2 separate regions of the Homo sapiens genome follow, and region 2 is linked to region 1. The links are chromatin loops, found by intact Hi-C in ENCODE. Cell type or tissue: psoas muscle. All regions are shown on one strand. Links, peaks and the distances in the headings refer to the core of each region. The heading gives the core; the rest is flanking DNA.

Region 1 (10,320 bases), core at 1,280-9,279:
TGCTGGAGTGCAGTGGCGCGATCTTGACTCGCTGCAACCTCTGCCTCCTGAGCTCAAGCGATTCTCCTTCCTCAGCCTCCCAAGTAGCTGGGATTACAGGTGTGTGTCACCACACTTGGCTAATTTTGTATTTTTAGTAGAGACAGGGTTTCACCAAGTTGGCCAGGCTGGTCTTGAACTCCTGACCTCAGGTGATCCGCCTGCCTCGGCCTCCCAAAGTGCTGGGATTACAAATGTGAACCACTGCGCCTGGATTAGCCCTTTTGAAAATAATTTTGAAATAATAATAAGTTTTCTGAAAGCTGTGTAAGAAATGGCTAACAGTAGTCACTTTTGTGGAATGGTACTAGGGGTAGGGTAGGAGGAAGGAGACTTTTTTGTTAATTTTATAACTTCCTGTACTGTTTTAATTTTCTGTCCATTGCACATGGGTTTAAAATTTTTTTTTTTTTTTGTCCTGAGATGGAGTCTTGCTCTGTCACCCAGGTTGGAGTGCAATGGCGCGATCTCGGCTCACTGCAACCTCTGCCTCCCAGGTGCAAGCAATTCTCCTGCCTCAGCCTCCCCAGTAGCTGGGATTATGGGAGCTTGCCACCGCGCCTGGCTAATTAAATAATTTTTACTTTTCTTTTTGTGTGTGTGTTAAGAGACATCATCTGGATATGGAACGATACACACTTTTCTGAATTAATGTTATTCTTTTTGTTGTTATTGTTGATTGTTTGTTTTTGAGATGGAGTCTCGCTCTGTCACCCAGGCTGGAGTGCAGCGGCATGATCTTGGCTCACTGCAACCTCCGCCTCCTGGGCTCAAGCGATTCTCCTGCCTCAGCCTCACGAGTAGCTGGGATTACAGGCATGCACCACCATGCCTGGCTAACTTTTTGTATTTTTAGTAGAGACGGGGTTTCACCATGTTGTCCAGGCTGGTCTCAAACTCCTGGCCTCAAGTGATCTGCCTGCCTTGGCCTCTCAAAGTGCCAGGATTACAGACGTGAGCCACAGAACCCGGCCAGAATTAATGGTATTTATTTAAAAGCAATGAGAACTATTTATTTGTAATTGGCAGAAGTTTAAATCATTTTTTTAAAGGCACCATTCCCAATGTTGGCCATGGGATATGCTGAAGGATATTTCCATACCAGGCTGATAGGAGAATAAATTGCACCCAAATCCTATCGAATATACTACCCCTGGGCCGAGACATTTCTAAGAGTGTATCCTAAAGAAATAATTATGTGCAAGAATGGTCACATAATTGGTTATAATAGCAAGAAACTAGAAACATCCTAAATCCCCAACAGTAAAGATATGGTTAAATAAATTACATTACATCCATAAAAGGAACATGATACAAATTTTAAGAGTATATGTTATTTGAACCCATATTTTATAAGGAAAAAATGTAGATATATGAACATTGTTATTTTCTTCTTTTTGTCTGTATTTTCTAACTTTTTTTTTTACAACAAATAGATCTTTTTTCTGTAGTTAATATAAAAAAAATTTTTTTTTTTTTTTTGAGATCGAGTCCAGTGTGTCACCCAGGCTGGAGTGCAGTGGTGTGATCTTGGCTCACTGCAACCTCCGTCTCCTGGGTTCAAACAATTCTCCTGCCTCAGCCTCCTGAGTAGCTGGGATTATAGGCATGCGCCACCACGCCTGGCTAATTTTTGTATTCTTAGTAGAGGCAGGGTTTCACCACGTTGGCCAGGCTGGTCTCGAACTCCGGACCTCAGGTGATCTGCCTGCCTCAGACTCCCAAAGTGCTGGGATTATAGGCGTGAGCCACCACGCCTGGCCTAAAAAAAAACTTTTAATGGCTTCTAAATTGTTTGCAAAATGAAATTGAAGCCTGTCAGTGAAGCTGATGTTCTGTGAGCTGGCCTCTCCCTCCGCCCTCACTTCCCACCACTCGAGGCCTCCCCTTTCTGCTCCAACAGGAAGGAGTGGCCAGCTCTTCCTCCCCAGGCCCTGCCTCATCCAAACCTCTTGCCATGCACTTTGCTTTAGAGGCACCCGGCTTGCTTATCTTGTAAGACTCCATCCACCATCCAAGAGCCATTTTCAGGAAGCTACACAGGTGCCTACTTGCCCTCCACCACAGTGGGATGTGCCTGTCCTGCCTGCTCCCAGGACTCCTTGACTTTCTCTATCATTGTAACTCAGGACATTTTGTAGTAACATTTTGACACTTAATGTTATCAGGCTCCCCAACTGGTCTCCAAGCTCCTTCTAGACTGTGTCCCCATATAGGAAAAATATCATACATATTCGTTACTGGATGGATGGATGGATGGATGAATGGATGACTTGGTTCTTCTTCTAACCACTATTCCTGGTCCTGGCTTCCTGATAGTAACCACATGATTAGTTGGGTCCACGTACCTCTGATTCAAAATGTCTAAATAGGTTATTTATTCATAAATTTTTAAAAAATCAGAATGGGGTCAGGTGCAGTGACTCACACCTGTAATCCCAGCAATTTGGGAGGCTGAGGTGGGAGTTACTTAAACCCAAGAGATCAAGACCAGCCTGGGCAACATAGTGAGACCCTGTCTCTACAAAACAAAACAAAACAAAACAAAACAAAACAAAACAAAACCACACATACATACACAAAGCAAAAGCAAAAAAATTAGCTGGGCATGGTGGTATGTGCCTGTAGTCCCAGCTACTTGGGAGGCTGAGGTGGGAGAATTGCTTGAGCCTAGGAGGTTGTGGTTGCAGTGAGCTATGATTGCACCACTACACTCAAGCTTGAGCAAGAGAGTGAAAACCTGTCTCAAAAAATAAAAATAAAAATTTTTAAGTTGAAAAAAATCAGAATGGGAATTAGTTGAGAAGATTCAAAGCAACATTCTACATAAATTCCATATAAGACTGCCAAATAAAGAGGTAGACATTAGATTCTCCTAAGGGAAATGTGAAATCCAGAGGCTAAGGAGAAAGTTCCAGTTGACACCGTGTTGATTATGGAGTTTCAGCTCTCTCGTCATGAAGCTCCCCCTCCTCCCCTCACACTCCAAGGTTTTCCTGAGGCTCTGAGAGGCCAGCTACAGTCTCAGTGGGGATGAAGCTGCTTCTACTTCGTTTGTGATGGGAGTGAAAATGGCCCCAAAATCCCATTTCCCAGAGCTCTTTCTCTGACACTTGTAGAGAATCTTATGCAGAACTTTCTCCTGACCCCATGTCCTTTGGGTCAGCTGATGGCCTGTGAGATTGATAATCTAGCAAGTTTGGACATTCGTGACACTCTTGCTAACCCAGGTACGGAATGCTTAGAGAGGGAGTTTTCTGATCCTGTTCTGCTTCTGTGGAAGGCAGAGCAGCTTAGCCCATTGATATTCTGCAGGTGACTTTGATCTTGAATTCAGTTAATTGTGTGTCAGGTGATTACCCACACCTGTCAGTCAAAGCGCCCTGCTCCTTCCTCATAACCCATCATCCCTTTTGTTTCCTGGCATTCCAGATTCTTCCACTGCACACATTAACTCACAGACAGATGCCAGCATCGTGCTTCACCATATATATATATATATATATTTTTTTTTTCCTGAGATAGAGTCTCACTCTGTTGCCCAGGCTGGAGTGCAATGGTGCAATCTCAGCTCACTAAAACCTCTGCCTCCCAGGTTCACACGATTCTCCTGCCTCAGCCTCCCAAGTAGCTGGGATTATAGGCACGCACCACCCCAGCTAATTTTTGTATTTTCAGTAGAGACAGGGTTTCGCATATTGGCTGGGCTGGTCTTGAACTCCTGACCTCAAGTGATCCACCCACATTGGCCTCCCAAAGTGCTGGGATTACAGGCATGAGCCACTGCATCTGGGTGGTACGGCTGCCACCCTTACAGATTGTTCTATTATGTTATTACTGAACACTTGCCACCACAGCTTGCATAGGCGGCTGAGGTCACTCGGTCACCTGGTCAACAGCAGGCACATCTGCTGTTGGGTTTTACTAGGAAAAGAGTGGCTAGTTATGCTTTAATAATTTATTAAGAAGGTCATTGTGCTTTATAGAATGGCTTAACAAGCCAGGCGCGGTGGCTCACACCTGTAATCCCAGCGCTTTGGGAGGCCGAGGTGGGCGGATCACAAGGTCAGGAGATCAAGACCATCCTGGCTAACACGATGAAACCCCGTCTCTACTAAAAATACAAAAATTAGCCGGGTGTGGTGGCGGGCGCCTGTAGTCCCAGCTACTCGGGAGGCTGAGGCAGGAGAATGGCGTGAACCGGGGAGGCAGAGTGCAGTGAGCCGAGACCGTGCCACTGCACTCTAGCCTGGGTGACAGAGCGAGACTCCATCTCAAAAAAAAAAAAAAAAAAAAAAAAGAATGGCTTAACAATTACGGAGAAGAGAGAAAAAAAGAAGACAGGAAAGAAAGAGGAAGGGAGGAAGAAAGGGAGGTAATTCATATACAGAGAGAATACTTTGGGATCAAGGACTCTACTCAATTCTTTCCTGTAACTCTCAACACTCCTGGAAGGTAGAACCTGCTGTTCCCATTTCCCACTTTCCTTACCAGACACATAGGAACCCAGAGCTTGCCCTCAGCCTGGGCTTCAGGAGTAGGTCCCGGGCTCCAATGCACCATGTGGCCAGATTTGCAGAATGTAGGTCAAAGGGGAGAGTCCAAAGGTCAAATTCAAAGGACCCGAGAACAGGAGCAAAGGAAAGAATCGACAGCAAAGAAATTTTGGACAATGAGGATGCAGGTCAGGGGTGCTTAGAAAGAGTCCCAGAGGTGACGAAACAGCATGAGGATGCCCAGGGAGAGAATGGCAGGGCCTTTTGTTAAGGGCTTGCATCAGCTGGGTGTAGTGGGTCACACTGCGGTCCCAGCCAGTCAGGAGGCTGAGGAGGGAGATTTGCTTGAGACCAGGAGGTTAAGCCCAACTGGGACCACATGGTGAGACCCTGTCTGTATAAATAAATAAGAGTGGCCAGGTGCGGTGGCTTACATCTGTAATCCCAGCACTTTGGGAGGCCCAGGTGAGTGAATCACCTGAGGTCAGGGGATTGAGACCAGCCTGGGCAACATGGCGAAACCCCATCTTTACTAAAATACAAAAATTAGCCAGGTGTGGTGGCAGGTGCCTGTAATCCCAGCTACTTGGGAGGCTGAGGCAGGAGAATCATTTGAACCCGGGAGGCAGAGGTTGCAGTGAGCCTAGATCGCACCACTGCACTCCAACCTCAGTGACTGAGACTCCCTCTCAAAATAGAAATAAATAAATAAGAGCTTGCTTCAGAGCCTGGTGAGGGTGAACGCACTGGAGGGGCACTGGACCATTGCTGGAACAAATGAAGAAACTGAGACCCAGATGGCCTTGAATGGCAGCCCCAGACCATGTAGGTCACAAGGGCAGAGGTGGGATTTAAGGCCTGTTCTATCTGACCCCAAACCCATGACACCAACCACAGGTGGGGTGGCTGCCCTTGCCTTTGACACACTGCAGTCGGGGTGGGAAAATCTAGGAATTGGGAAGGGACAATTGGATATGAAATAAAGAAACTCAAAGTTAGAGAGGAGTTGAGTTTTCTTGTTTTGTTTGTTTGTTTGTTTTTTGAGACAGAGTCTTGCTCTGTCACCTAGGCTGGGGTGCAATGGCGCGATCTTGGCTCACTGCAACCTCCGCCTCCCAGGTTCAAGCGATTCTCCTGCCTCAGCCTCCCAAGTAGCTGGGATTACAGGTGTCCGCCACCACACCCGGCTAATTTTTGTATTTTTAGTAGAGACGGGGTTTCGCCATGTTGGCCAGGCTGCTCTTGAACTCCTGACCTCAAGTGATCCGCCTGCCTTGGCCTCCCAAAATGCTGGGATAACAGACGTGAGCCACCGTGCCCGGCCAAGGAGTTGAGTTTTCTTTCGGCACAAAACATCCAAGGACTGGGCGTGCAGAGGGGCTGGAAAGCCATGCAGGAGTTTTCTGTCTGTTCCCCTGTTTCAAGCCCTCCCGCTTCTCAGCTGCATTGACCCAGAAAGTACAGAATTCCTTTGGCGTTGACAGACCAACCCCAACGAATTCAACAGGCTTGGGAATCCAGGCATGTGTGATTCCCCGCATGGCCACAGGGTGGAGATACGTGGCTATCAAATCTCTATGTTTGGTTCCCAGGCAGAGTCAGGTCTACAAACCAGGGCTGGTGTTTGCCCAAACAGTAAACTTTAAAAACAAAGAAACATAATTGTGAGGTCATTTTCTAAACTGTGGATAATTCAGCCCTGAGTCATCTTTCTAAAAGGCTTGGGCTAATTAGAAAATGTCTTTCACCTCCTTGGACCAATTGTGAACATATTGATGATTAACCTAACATTATTTAATCCTCCGAATATCTATCATGTTGGCATTGGACATGCCAAGTGAGGCGCTGTATTTTGAAGGTGAACTTGGATTGTAAAACAAAGACAAGGCACAACTACGGGAAGGCTTCACCAGCTACTTTCAGAAAACACCGGAGTGGCACCTTTGTGTACCCGGCACATGCAGACAAAGACAGTGTCAGCAACCTGTTCTCAGATGGTTCTGGGGAAAAACGCATAGATAGAAACAGAGTAACAAAAAAGTGGCAAATTAAAAAAAAAAAAGGGTAAATCTGGGAAAATGACATACGGGAGGTCTTTGTACCTTTTCCACAATTTTTCCTTAAGTTTGAAATTGTTTCAAAATACAAGGTTTTTTTTTTCATTGTTGTTGTTTTTAATGCTAAGATCCAGAATTCCTAGATTCAAGGTTCAGATATTATCACCCAATGGAGTGGCATTTGTCATTTCAAGTAGCCTCTCTGGCCCGTGGCTCTTCTGTAAAATAAAGAAGGTGGCCAGGCATGGTGGCTCATGCCTATAATCCCAGCACTTTGGGAGATCGAGGCAAGAGGATCACTTGAGGCCAGAAGTTCGAGACCAGCCTGGCCAACATGGCGAAACCCTGTCTCTACTAAAAGTACAAAAAAATTAGCCGGGCATGGTGGCATGTACCTGTAATCCCAGTTACTGGAGAGGCTGAGGCAGAAGAATCACTTGAACCTGGGAAGCAGAGATTGTAGTGAGCCAAGATTGCACCACTGGACTCCAGCCTGGGTGACAGAGCAAGACCCTGTCTCAAATAAAATAAAATGAAATAAAATAAAAAAAGGCAATCTGTTGTCACTGCTGCAAAGCATTCTGTTGTGTGAATAAACCCCTCAGCTCACCCATTCCCTGAAAAAAACAAAAAGAATAAAGTGGAATGTTCTCTCTGCATGTGAATTACCTTCCTTTCTTCCTCTCTGTCTTTCTTTCCTTCTTTCTTTCTTCTCAGTAATTGTTAAGCTGTTCTATAAAGCACCATGGCCTTTTAAATAAATTATAAGAGGAGGCTGGGAGTGGCGGTTCATGCCTGTAATCCCAGCACTTTGGGAGGCTGAGGCGGGTGGGTCACCTGAGGTCAGCAGTTTGAGGCCAGCCTGGCCAACATGGTGAAACCTTGTCTCTACTAAAAATACAAAAATTAGTTGGGCATGGAGGCATGTGCCTGTAATCTCAGCTACTCTGGAGGCTGAGATGGGAGAATCGCTTGAACCCAGGAGGCAGAGGCTGCAGTGAGCCGAGATCGTGTCATTGTACTCTAGCCTGGGTGGCAGAGCAAGACTCCATCTCAAAAAAAAAAAAATTAAAATTAAAAAAGAGAAGCATAACTAGTCACTCTTTTCCTGGTAAAACCCAACAGCTCATGTGGCTGATCACAGAATGTTGAGGTGACCGAGTGACCTCAGCTGCCTATGCAAGCTGTTGTGGCAAGTGTTTAGTAATAACATATTAGAACCATCTGTAAAACACTGGAGTGGCCCCTTTCTGTACCCGGCTCATGCAGACAGAGACAGTCTGGCTGTACCAACCAGACTCGTAACTGTTTAACAGGTAAAGCACGACGCTGGCATCTGTCTGTTAGTTAATGTGTGTGGTGAATGAGTCTAGAATGCCAGTGAATAGAAAGGAGCAGGGAGCTTGGATTTACAGGGGTCCGTAATCTCCTAAGGCTCAATTAACTGAATTCAAGATCAAAGTCACCTTTGATATTTGAATAATCAATAATCAATTTGATTAAATATTACATAATCAATTTGGATAACTGATATTTGAAATAATATTTTTATTTATTCACCCCAATATTTATTTACCCCCAAAATATTATCAGGCTGGGTGCAGTGGCTCATGCCTGTAATCTTAACCTGTTGGGAAGCCGAGAGGGGAGGATGTCTTGAGCCCAGTAGTTTGACCAGTGTGGGCAAAAAAGTGAGAGTCCATCTCTAGAAAAAATCAAAAAAATTAGCCAGGCCTGGTGGCATGCGCCTGTGGTCCCAGCTACTTGGGAGGCTGAGGCAGACGGATCACATAAGTCTAGGAGTTTGAAGGGGCAGTGAGCCATGATCATGCTGCTGCACTCCTCCCTGGGACTATGTCTCAAAAAAAAAATGTATATGCACACACACACACACACACACACACACACACAAAGTCCTTCAGTCCAATAGGTACTCATTGTGTTATCAATGAGATAGTTGACATCCTGTCGTTTGCAGTAAGTCGTAGATTCAAAGCCCATTTCAGTTTGGACTGGCCGGTCCCGAGGGCTCCATGCTCACCTGTGGTTGCTGTACTGGGCAGCAGTGTCTCCTGCAGATTCTCTTGGCAACTCCAGGTCGGCCCAGCCCTGGGTCCCACCAGCTCGCGCTCTCTCCCCTCCCCATCTCCGCTTCAGGCCACCCCTTTTCTAGTCTGAGACGGGACAGTTTCCTCTGGCTCCTCATTATTTCCTCAAATCTATGGCTACTCAGGAGGCTGAGGTGGAAGGATCTATTGAGCTTGGGAGGCAGAGGTTGCACATGCCTGTGATCCCAGCTACTAGGGAGGCTGAGGCAGGAAAATCGCTTGAACCCAGGAGGTGGAGGTTGTAGTGGGCTGAGATCGTGCCATTGCACTCCAGCCTGGGTAAAAAGAGTGAAACTCCATCTCAAAAAAAAAATCAATACATTCAATACACTCCTAATAAAAAGGAATTTTTTTGAGGAACATAATAAGCTTATTTTAAAATGCATTCAATGGAATAAAGGTCTACAAATAGCTAATTCAACCTTTCTAAACTTTTACACTCTGCTTCCCTTATAAAACTGATGCCTTTAACAGTGCCCAAATCATCTCTTGAATGCTTTGCTGCTTAGAAGTTTCTTCCGCCGGATACCCTAAATCATCTCTCTCAAGTTCAAAGCTCCACAAATCTCTAGGGCAGGGGCAAAATGCCACCAGTCTCTTTGCTAAAACATAACAACAGTCACCTTTACTACAGTTCCCAACAAGCTAATTCAGCCCGGCTATTTTGTATTTTTAGTAGAGATGGGGTTTCTCTATGTTGGTCAGGCTGGTCTTGAACTCCCTACCTCAGGTGATCCGCCCATCTCGACCTCCCAAAGTGCTGGGATTACAGGTGTGAGCCACCGCACCCGGTCAAATATATTGATTAATTTGGGAAGACTCGACATCTTGGTGTCATTAAGTCACCTGAAGTAAGAGCCTAAAAGATCTCTCCATTTATTCAGATCATCTTCTGTAACCTTTATTGGAATTTTATTGTTCTCTCCATAGAGGTCTTATATAGTCTTGGTGATATGGTTTGGCTCTGTGTCCCCACCCAAATCTCACCTTGTGGCTCCCATAATTCCCATGTGTTGTGGGAGGGACCCAGTGGGAGATGACTGAATCCTGGGGGCGGGTCTTTCCCATGCTGTTCTTGTGATAGTGAATGGGTCTCATGAGATCTGATGGTTTTAAAAATAGGAGTTTCTCTGCACAAGCTCTCTCTTTGCCTGCTGCCATCCACACAAGATGTGACTTGCTCCTGCTTTGCCTTCTGCCATGATTGTCAGGCCTCCCCAGCCACGTGGAACTGTAAGTCTGTTAAACCTCTTTCTTTTGTAAATTGCCCAGTTTCAGGTATGTCTTTATCAGCATCGTGACAATGGACCAATGTAGTAAATTGGTACCAGTAGAGTGGGGTGCTGCTGTAGATACCTGAAAATGTGGAAGTGACTTTGGAACTGGGTAACAGGCAGGGGTTGGAACAGTTTGGAGGGCTCAGAAGAAGACAGGAAAATATGGGTAAGTTTGGAACTTGCTAGAGACTTGTTGAATGGCTTTGATCAAAATGCTGATAATGATATGGACAATGAAATCCAGGCTGAGGTGGACTCAGATTGAGATGAAGAACTTGTTGGGAACTGTAGTAAAGGTGACTGTTGTTATGTTTTAGCAAAGAGACTGGTGGCATTTTGCCCC
Region 2 (10,320 bases), core at 1,344-9,343, 190 kb after region 1:
CCTGATCTCAGGTGATCCACCCGCCTCGGCCTCCCAAAGTGCTGGGATTACAGGCGTTAGCCACCAAGCCCAGCTGATTTTTTGTATTTTTATTAGAGATGGGGATTCACCATATTGGCCAGGCTCGTCTTGAACTCCTGACCTCAAGTGATCCTCCCGCCTCAGCCTCCCAAAGTGCTGGGATTACAGGCATTAGCCCACTGCACCTGGCCCAGGGTCAAATATTCTTATTTGCTAAATTTGTTTAACCTTATGCAGGAGGAGGACAAGGGAGACCCAGGTTCTACGACACAGGTCCACCAAGTCCCTCTAGGAACCAGCCCTGCGAAAGGCCTATGGGTGCTGTGCTCGACACCCTGCTCCTTTCACACAGCCCTGGCAGCCTGCAGGACCTGAAGACATTGGGAAGGCTCCTAAAGCCTGTAAAGGGCTTCACATCTACTGGGAACCCCCTACTTGCTATGAGGCCTGGAACAATGCACTGCCCTTGTCAGCCAGCGTTCCCACCCCTGTAGAATGAGGACATCGAACCAGGTTTCTGCTCCCAAAGCAAGGACTGGCTGAGTCACAAGCCTGGGGTTGCTCCTTAGCAAACCCATTCCTGGGCTAAGCCCAAGATTCTATGTTAGTACCCCCAGGGTTGGGGCTGAGAATCTGGATTTTAAAAAAATCACTCCTCCACCAGGCACGGTGGCTCATGCCTGTAATCCCAGCCCTTCGGGAGGCTGAGGCAGGCGAATCACCTGAGGTCAGGAGTTTGAGACCAGCCTGGCCAACATGGGGAAACTCTGTCTATACTAAAAATACAAAAATTAGCTGGGTGTGCTGGCGTGCGCCTGTAATCCCAGCTACTCAGGAGGATAAGGCAGGAGAATCGCATGAACTCGGGAGGTGGAGGTTGCAGTGAGCCGAGATCTCGCCATTGCACTTCAGCCTGGGTGACAGAGTAAGACTCCATCTCAAAAGCATTTTAACAAACAAACAAAAACTCCTCCCAAGATATTCTGATGCAACCAGATTTGGGAAGCACTGGAACCAAAGATGCTCATTAGGGTTGCTGGTGGCTTTGACGTTGCAGGAGTCTGTGGTTCTGTGGGCAGGAAAGGAACCCCAGGATGTTTTTTTTAGCAAGAGAAAAAAGTAATTATTTATACATGCAATGCACAATACACATGGCAGTGCTCGGTGGTGAATGACTCAAGGGGGTGGTTAGAATTCGGGCTTATTACCTAATTTAGGAGATGAAGGGGAGGAGGAGAAAGGGCACTTTTAGACAAGGTAAATGGGCCCTAAGAAGAATGGAGGGGGATGTGATAGTCTAAGCTTCTCTGGTCTAACCATTGTGCTCATAGCTCTGTCTCAAGCTCCCTGTCTGTTGCTCTCCTCAGAGGAGTGGCACTGAGCAAGACAGGCTATGCCTCACTGCTGAATTGTGCCAAGGCACCCGCATTTCCCAGCCAAGCTTCCTTGGTTCACACCCAATCTCGGCTCCTCACTAGCTGGGAGAGCAGGAGCAAGTGGCTTGGCCTTTCTGTAGCCCAGTTCCCTAACATGAAAAATGAGATGAAGAGAAGAGCAATGCTGCCTCCTCCTGGGGATAGTTTGAGGATTATGAAAATTAAGCCAGCCAGACGCGGTGGCTCACACCTGTAATCCCAACGCTTTGGGAGGCCGAGGTGGGCAGATCACCTGAGGTCAGGAGTTCAAGACCAGCCTGGCCAACGTGGCAAAATCCCATCTCTACTAAAAATACAAAAATTAGTTGGGCATGGTGGCAGGTGCTTGTAGTCCCAGCTACTCAGGAGGCTGAGGCAGGAGAGTCTCTTGAACCTGGGAGGTGGAGGCTGCAGTGAGCCGAGATCACGCCACTGCACTCAGTCTGGGGAACTAAGCGAGACTGTCTCAAAAAAAAAAAAAAAAAAAAAAGGAAATAAAATTAAGCCATGGCCATTATTTTTAGTAACTGAGTGTTTGAAGCTTATCACTTTGTGGAGTGGCTGGAGCAAGTCACTTGCTAACACGAGCTCGGGTGTTTGTGGAAAGGTTTTTCTCCATTTTACATATGGAGGCTCGGGACTCTCCGGGGCCCAGCTGGGCTCCCTCCATCCCCTCCTGTCTCCTGCATCCCCTCCTGTCCCCAGCATCGCCTCTTACTTGGTCCACATGATGGACGATTCCCGGCTGTCTTCAGACCAAATGCGGGCTGTCCAGTCGCCAACCGTCAGGAAGTTCTTCGGGTAGAAGGGGTTTCTCTGGAGGGCGTAGATGGGGCCATGATGGCCCGGGAAGGTGCACACAATCTTTTCAGCTGACGTCTTGGCCTTGCGGTTGCAGGAGATGACGATGCCCTGCTCGGTCCCCACCATGAACTTGGTGGGCTGTGGAAGGAGTGACACAGGAGGGGAAGACTCCACGAACCATCAATTCTGGGATTAGCGGGCATGGACAGGAGCTTGCTTGGGGGGTCTGCAGGCGCTAGAAAGGCCCTCAGATCAAGCCTTGGCAAGGGCTGTGGCCCCTCCTGGAGAGCAGTCCCCACTCTTCCCGGGCTCCTCAGACCCCATCTTTTTGGAAGCTGCTCAAGGAGCCTGTGCTGAATGAAGCCCTCCCTGGCTCCTCCAGTCCTGGAGGGTTGTCAGGTCACTAGCCCCCTCTGCAGAGCACCACTGTGTCCTCGATGCATTTGGCCATAAAGATCCTGAATGTTTGTTTACAGAGAGAGTAAAGAAGACCCAGGGAGGGGATGCAGGGTGGCCCACCCAGATCACTCATGGGATGGGCAGAGCCTTCCCTGGCAAGACAGTGACATTTGTCATAGCATTGTCCAGGCTGGTGTCCCTGAGAACTCAGAGCAGGTGACCAACCAGCACTCAGGAAGTTACCTGGCAGTCGGTGATGTAACTCGTCCCCCTACCACTGGTGGGTGAGCTCTTTGAGGGGCACGAGCTTGTCTGACATGGGTCCATCGCCCACGAACTGAGCTTTAGTAGTTATTCACTTCACTGCGGACTGAATGCACAAAGGCTGGTCTCCTGACTCCTGGTCCAGTGCTCCCCTCGCGTCTCTGAGCATGACCCCCTCCATCACGCAATGCCCTTCCTTGTTTACTGTTCTGTCTTAACTTCTGGGCTAGACTGAACAACCTCCACCAGCAGGGCCTGAGCCTACAATGGTGCTGTGTCCTCAGCATTCCAAATGGAAAGAACAGCTGAGTGAGGTAGGGGAGGGGCACACTGAGGGGAGGGCCTTTGTCAACGGGCTCAGATGTCCTCTGCAGCTGGTGAACCTGCCCCTATAGAACTCCCAGGTTTTAGGCAGAGGTTGCAGTGAGCCGAGATCATGCCACTGCACTCCAGCCTGGCCTACAGAGCAAGGCCCTACCTCAAAAAAAAAAAAAAAAAAAAAAAAAAGAAAAAAGAAAAAGAAAAAAGAAAAGAAAAGAAAAAAGAACTCCTAGTTTATTTATTTATTTCTCGAGACAGGTTCTGGCTCCATTGCCCAGGCTGGAGTGCAGCAGTGCGATCTCAGCTCACTGCATCCTTGACCTTCTGGGCTCAAGCAGTACTCCCACCTCAGCCTCCCACGTAGGGACCACAAGCACACACCACCAGGGTCAGCTAATTTTTGTATTTTTGTAGAGATGGAGTCTCCCTATGTTGTCCAGACTGGTCTCAAACTCCTAAGCTCAAGTGATCTGCACACATCGGCTTCCCAAAGTGCTGGGATTACAGACCTGAGCCACTGCACCTGGCCCCCCAGCTTTTTTATTTTTATTTTTTTAAAAAACATATTGTTTTATTATGCAGTTTTCTTCTACCAGAAAATTACTAAAATGATAAATATAAAATCTCTAGAAAATACCCAGAACATGGCCAGGTGTGGTGGTTGAGGCACGAGAATCACTTGAACCTGGGAGGCAGAGGTTGCAGCGAGCCAAGATCATGTCACTGCACTCCAGCCTGGGCAAGAGTGAGACTCTGTCTCAAAAAAAAAAAAAAAATCAGCCTGGCTTGGTGGCATGTGCCTGTGGTCCCAGCTGCTCAAGAGGCTGAGGCTTGAGCCCAGGAGGTGGATGTTGCAGTAAGCTGAGATTACACAACTGCACTCCAGCATGGGCAACAGAGCAAAACGATGTCTCAACAAAACAAAACAAAAACCTGGGCTTCAAGTTGGGCGTCAAGGGCAAGTGGAAAGACCAAGCTTGAGAGGTCCAGAGAAGAAAGTATTCAAGCCGACTGCACGCCGCCCGTCAGTGAGCCAGAGAGAAAGGCCACCCAGATCTGAGTGGCCCATCGTGCCTCTAGCCTCAGACTTCATGGTGGGCTGCAGGTGGACACTCTGGGCCTCAGAGTTGGAGCCCTGGGTTTGAGTCCCAGCTTTACCAGGTACTAGGACTCACAACCTAATCTCATGAAGACTCATCGTGTGTGTCTGGCAAGTACGGATAATAACATTACCCCACGAGATGGTTGTAGGCGACTGCACAAGCTTATTAAATCAGGCAGCCACAAGTGTCCAACACACAGTGTGCACCCTGCAAGGGCCAGGCATGGAGGAGATGGCCCTAGTAGTGATGTGGCTGCATGTCTAGCACTTGGCCTAGAAAGCCTTGCCTCTGGGACAGAATGTTTTCCTGAGCCCTCGCCACCCCAACCTCCCTGCCCAGTGCCTTGTCCTCTGGGGAGGGGGTCAGTGGAATTGTCTCCTCCTTCCATCAACATTCATCTCTCAGCCTTGAGCTAGGGTTGCCCAGGTATGTTCGAGGCCAGGGCCTCCCAAAGCCCTAGGAATGATGGCCCATGACCCCGAAGCAAACAAGTGACACCCCCAAGGGGGAACCAGGCCTGGGCTGCACTAAGACGTAAACCAAGACTCAGCCCAAACCAAAAGCCAACAACAAGGGAAAGTTGTCTTCTTACTCTAGCGAGGAAGTCTTCCTTTACTGCTTCTAGGAAGCTTCCCTCCTCTAACACATTTGCACTATGCTCAAACTGATATTTCCTGTTTTTCTTTTCTTTGTTTTTTTTTTGAGATGGAGTTTCGCTCTTGTCGTCCAGGCTGGAGTGCAATGATGCGATCTTGGCTCACCGCAACCCCCGCCTCCCAGGTTCAAGCAATTCTCCTGCCTCAGCCTCCCGAGTAGCTGGGATTACAGGCGTGCGCCTCCACGCCCAGCTAATTTTGTATTTTTAGTAGAGATGGGGTTTCTCCATATTGGTCAGGCTGGCCTCGAACTCCCAACCTCAGGTGATCCGCCCGCCTTGGCCTCCCAAAGTGCTGGGATTACAGGTGTGAGCCACCGTGCCTGGCCCTTTTTTTCTTTTCTTATGTAGGGACAGTGTCTTGCTATGTTGTCCAGGCTGGTCTTGAACTGCTGGGCTCAAGTGATCCTGCCACCTCAGCCTCCCAAAGTGCTGGGATTACAGGTGTGAGCCACGGCGCCTTGCCTCACATTGATATTTTTCTTCTTTTTCTTTCCTTCCTTCCTTCCTTCCTTCCTTCCTTCCTTCCTTCCTTCCTTCCTTCTTTCCTTCCTTCCTTCCTTCCTTCCTTCCTTCCTTCCTTCCTTCTTTCCTTCCTTCTTTCCTTCCTTCCTTCCTTCCTTCCTTCCTTCCTTCCTTCCTTCCTTCTTTCCTTCCTTCCTTCCTTCCTTCCTTCCTTCCTTCCTTCCTTCCTTCCTTCCTTCTTTCCTTCCTTCCTTCCTTCCTTCCTTCCTTCCTTCCTTCCTTCCTTCTTTCCTTCCTTCTTTCCTTTTCTTTCCCTCTCTCTCCCTCTCTTTCTTTCTTTCTTTCTTGGTAAAGACTGGGCGGGCGGTGGGGGGGGTCTCATTATGTACCCAGGCTGGTCTTAAATTCTTGGCCTCCCAAAGTGCTGGGATTACAGGCGTGAGCCACCCTGCCCGACCTGAACTTTGATATTTCTTTGTCATTCTCAGTGACTGAACACCGAGACCATGCTTGTGCTCTGGTTTTCCAAGGAGCCTGCTTTGACCTCATTTTCCTCTCCAGTACCTCTTCCTTCCCCAGAGGAAGGCAGGTGACCAGCCTAGGGACCCCGTGCCAGGCAGGGCCAGGACCTGGGTTGGAGTCCAGGCCTCCCGATGTTGGTCCTGGGCGTGACCTTCCCCACAAAACAGGGCTTTTCTGGAATTGTTCTGTCAAAAGATTGCCCTCTGTGTTCAGCTGGGCCACTGGCCAAAAGATGACTTGGTGCCATGATGACTATGGTGTCCTTCTTCGAGAAGCTCTGCTGCCCCCTGCTGGAAAGTTGTTGTAAAGGCCACACACGTCTAGGATGGCTGCAGTGAGGGTGGCCTCCCTGGGCTGGTGCTGGGTTCCACGAGCACCTGATATCCTAGCAATGGCCTGTCTTTAGCCCTGGCTGCCCTGTCAATGCAAGTCGGGGAAGGGACAGCAAGGGACACTCACCAAAGTAGATTCGAACTCCAGGGAGATGGCCCCCAAGGCATTTTCCAACTGTTCCTTCTTGGTGATGTCCAAGATCACAACTTCAGTGGGCTCGCTCATCTTTCGGATGTCCCACCACATGACCTGGTGGGAGGAGGGGCGACAGTGAGACTTCGAGGCCCTGTATTTCCCCTGGCTTTTGCCTTCTCCGCCCTCACCCCACCGTCCTGGGGTCAGCCACTGGGCCACAAAGGATGGAGCTCCCGGCAATTCGTGGGAGCAAATACACTTTGAGGATTGCTGTTCTGTCCACAGTTCCCACACCTGGCTGATCATCAGAGTCGCCGGCAAGCTTCATACAACCCAGATGCTGAGGCCTCGCCCTCGACCTACTGAATCAAAACCTCCAGGTGCAAGGCCAAGAATCGGTATATGCCAAGACTCCCCACAATAAGGCAATATCCGGCAATGTTAAAAATGCATGTGTGCTCCGACCTAGAAGTCCCACTGCCAGCAATGTCTGCTGTAGATATATCCCCGCATGTGTGCAACAATCTGTGTATAAAGATGCTCTTTGCTGTATTTTTTGGGGGGTAGCAACAAAATATTAGAATCCATATATAAATTATGGTACACCCACATGATGCAGTTATTAATAGGCATGGGGCAGCGGTGTATGAAATATGAAACTATCTCCAAGGTACACACAATGGAAAACATCGAGTACAGAATAGTGTGTGAAGTGTGCAAAAAGAAAGAGTAAAGAAGAGAGAGGTGTGTTTCCTTGCATACGCAGAGACTAGCTCTGAAGGCAGACATAAGAGAGGGAGGGAGGGGAGGAGGTGCAGGCAGAGGTGAGAGGAAGGCATTTTCTTTTTTGCACCCTTTAGATTCTGTTCCGTGGGCATGTATTATCACTACTCAACTTAAAAATAAAGTGTTAGGCTGGGCGCAGTGGCTCATGCCTGTAATCCCACCACTTTGGGAGGCCAAGGCGGGTGGATCACCTGAGGTCAGAGTTCGAGACCAGCCTGGCCAACATAGTGAAGCACCATCTCTACTAAAAATAAAAAATTAACCAGGCATAGTGGCAGGCGCCTGTAATCCCAGCTACTTGGGAGGCTGAGGCAGGAGAATTGCTTGAACCCGGGAGGCAGAGGTTGCAGTGAACCAAGATCGTGCCATTGCACTCCAGCCTGGGCAACAAGAGTGAAACTCCATCTCAAAATAAAATGTGTTAAAGGAAATGTCCCCAGGGGTTCTGATGGGGAACCAGGGAACAGTTACTGCCCCTCCCTTCCCTCCTCTCTCCAGTGTCTGGCTGGTGGGTACCTGCCCATCCGTGGAAGCTGAGAAGCACTCGGTGCCCGTCTTCGACTGCAGCCAGATGGTGCCATACACAGGGTCTCGGTGGCTGGACTCAATGGTGGATAGCTCCGCCACCAGGCTGCCCTTTCGGGTGTCCCAGCAGGCTGGTGAGGAAGGAGATGAAGAAGGAGTGGAAGGGGGCACAGGCTTCCTTCCTTAGGGCAGGGAGCAGGGGAGAGAGGGGGCTGCTGCTTCTGGTTTGGCAGGTATGTGGTTTTCTAGAATCAGGGCTTGGTTCAAATCAGCCTGAGTTTCCTACCAGCCTCTACAGACTCTCTGGAGAGACTCCCAGAGTGCAAGCTTCATTCAGTTCCTTGAGCCCCTCCCAGGCATTGACTCCCTACCCAACACTTGGCCCTGGGCAAGCCTCTGGGGATAGGACAGGCATAGTGGCAGGGGAACACATGAGGGTGGTCAGGGAAGGCCTCCTGGAGGAAGTGACAGGTAGCTGAGATGGAAGATGAGCCTCAGGATGGAGGGAGCCAGGCGAGAGGAGAGCCGAGTCCCTAACGTAGGGAAAAGCACGTGGAAAGACTCCATTTAGGTGAATCTCTCTGCTACATTAGCCCATTTCCTCTTATCCTTTGTACCTCTGCTGCCTCTGTTGGAAAGAAACTCACAGAGGAGCTTTAGCCTTTACTGTGATCTGTTATTAGTGCTTTGCCAAGAAAGATGGAAAGGTTATCTGTCCTTTGTCCTGTTAGATTTCGTTTCCATTTTCCCATGAATGCACAATGAGGGCTCACCCTGTCACTCAGAGCTGTTTCTAGGAAAGGCCGTTTTGTAAAATAACAAAAGTACTTAGCTCGTAAGCTTTGACTTAGTATTTCTCCAAGTTCAAGGCATTTTCCCTGAACTCAGCTGGCCCAGAAATATGTTTTCTTAGATACGCCTGCTCAGCCAAGCACAGTGGCTCATGCTTGTAATCCTAGCGCATTAGGAGGCCGAGGCAAAAGGATTGCTTGAGCCCAGGAATCCAAGAGCAGCTTGGGCAACATAGTGAGACCCCGTCTCTACAAAAAATTTAAAACCTAGCTGGGCATGGTGGCACATGCTACTCGGGAGGCTGTTACTCGGGAGGCTGCCTGCTACTCGGGAGGCTGAGGTGGGAGAATTGCTTGAGCCTGGGAGGTTGAGGCTGCAGTGAGCCATGATCGTGCCACTACACCCCAGCCTGGGTGACAGAGCAAGACCCTGTCTCAAAAAATAAAAATAGGCCAGGCCTGGTGGCTCACACCTGTAATCCCAGCACTTTGGGAGGCTGAGGCAGGTGGATCACTTGTGGTCAGGAGTTCAAGACCAGCCTGGCCAACATGATGAAACCCCATCTTTACTAAAAACACAAAAAAATTAGCTGGGCGTGGTGGCAGGCACCTGTAATCCCAGCTTCTCAGGAGGCTGAGGCATGAGAATCACTCGCACCTGGGAGGCAGATGTTGCAGTGAGCTGAGATCATGCCATTGCACTCCAGCCTGGGCAACAAAGCAAGGCTGTCTCAAAAACAAAACAAAAAATAAAAATAAATAAAAATAAAAGATAAGCCTGTTCTACTTTGGCAAAGCAGTGCTCAAGAGTAGGTCCCACTGGGTCCCACATGGCCCTAGAGGGGCCCTTCTTGGAGCAGCGGAGCACCAGAGTCTGGGCTGGTATGAGCTGGCATGAAAAACCACTGAAAGAGGTTATGAATAATGACTGAGTCAAGGCTCTTGAATTAATCATGGCAAAGTGGCTCTGCCTCAGTCTTTTAGAGCTCTGGCACCCAGATAGTTTGGCAGGGACGTTTATGGGAGCCCGGGTCTATTCCATAATCTGAAAGCTCCCCTGGGCAGGAGGCAGCAGGTCTGAGAGGGAGATCGGGGCCTTAGGAAGCAGCTGACTACAGACAGCTTCAGAGGAGGAGTTTCTCAGCCATCCTGGCTCCCACTCCCGAAGAAGCAGCAAAAGTATAAGAACATACAGAGCAGAGAGGAGTGGGGAATGCTTTTTACGCCCAGGGTCAAGACTGGCCTGGGTGTAGTCATGGGTTGGGTGTCTGGCGACTCCAGGTTCAGGGGAACAGAGCAGGTAGGGACATTCAGAGCCAACCCAGGCAGGTGACTTCTGATCTCACTGGAGATTAAAAAAAAAAAAAAGCAGTTTGGGCTGGGCTTGGTGGCTCACGCCTGTAATCCCAGCACTTTGGGAGGTCAAGGTGGGTGGATCACTTGAGGCCAGGAGTTTGAGAACAGCCTGGCCAACATGACAAAACTCTGTTTCTATTAAAAATACAAAAATTAGCCAGGCGTGGTGGCATGCACCAGCCTCTGGGGAGGCTGAGGCAGGAGGATCGCTTGAACCCAGGAGGCGGAGGTGGCAGTGAGCTGAGATCACACCACTGTACTCCAGCCTGGGTGACAGAGCAAGACCCTGTCTCAAAAAAAAAAAAAAAAAGTCTGGGCACGGTGGCTCATGCCTGTAATCCCAGCACTTTGGGAGGCCGAGGCAGGCAGATCACGAGGTCAAGAGATCAAGACCATCCTGGCTAACACAGTGAAACCCCGTCTCT

The links. Hi-C counts contacts between places; a loop is a spot of excess contacts. Peaks named below come from ENCODE experiments on the same cell type or tissue, not always from the same donor. Only the 100,000 strongest peaks of a DNase experiment are listed, where the experiment ranks them.
Region 2: it touches region 1 in a loop (4-fold over the local background); 27 of 110 quality-filtered maps call a loop at or near these places.

The regions. Positions count from the first base shown.
Region 1 is chr17:74,489,293-74,499,612 of GRCh38, reverse strand. No RefSeq gene overlaps it. Among named protein-coding and RNA genes, the nearest start is that of CD300A, 28 kb to the right of the region's middle. In psoas muscle, for the core only: a CTCF peak has its summit at 6,088 (motif pointing right); a DNase peak (open chromatin) is centred at 6,072; H3K27ac peaks cover 706 bases.
Region 2 is chr17:74,297,277-74,307,596 of GRCh38, reverse strand. It overlaps DNAI2 (dynein axonemal intermediate chain 2), which reads right to left. Exons shown (of 14, transcript NM_023036.6): 7 at 7,740-7,879; 8 at 6,429-6,551; 9 at 2,155-2,378. Among named protein-coding and RNA genes, the nearest start is that of KIF19, 24 kb to the left of the region's middle. In psoas muscle, for the core only: a CTCF peak has its summit at 6,270 (motif pointing left); a DNase peak (open chromatin) is centred at 6,226.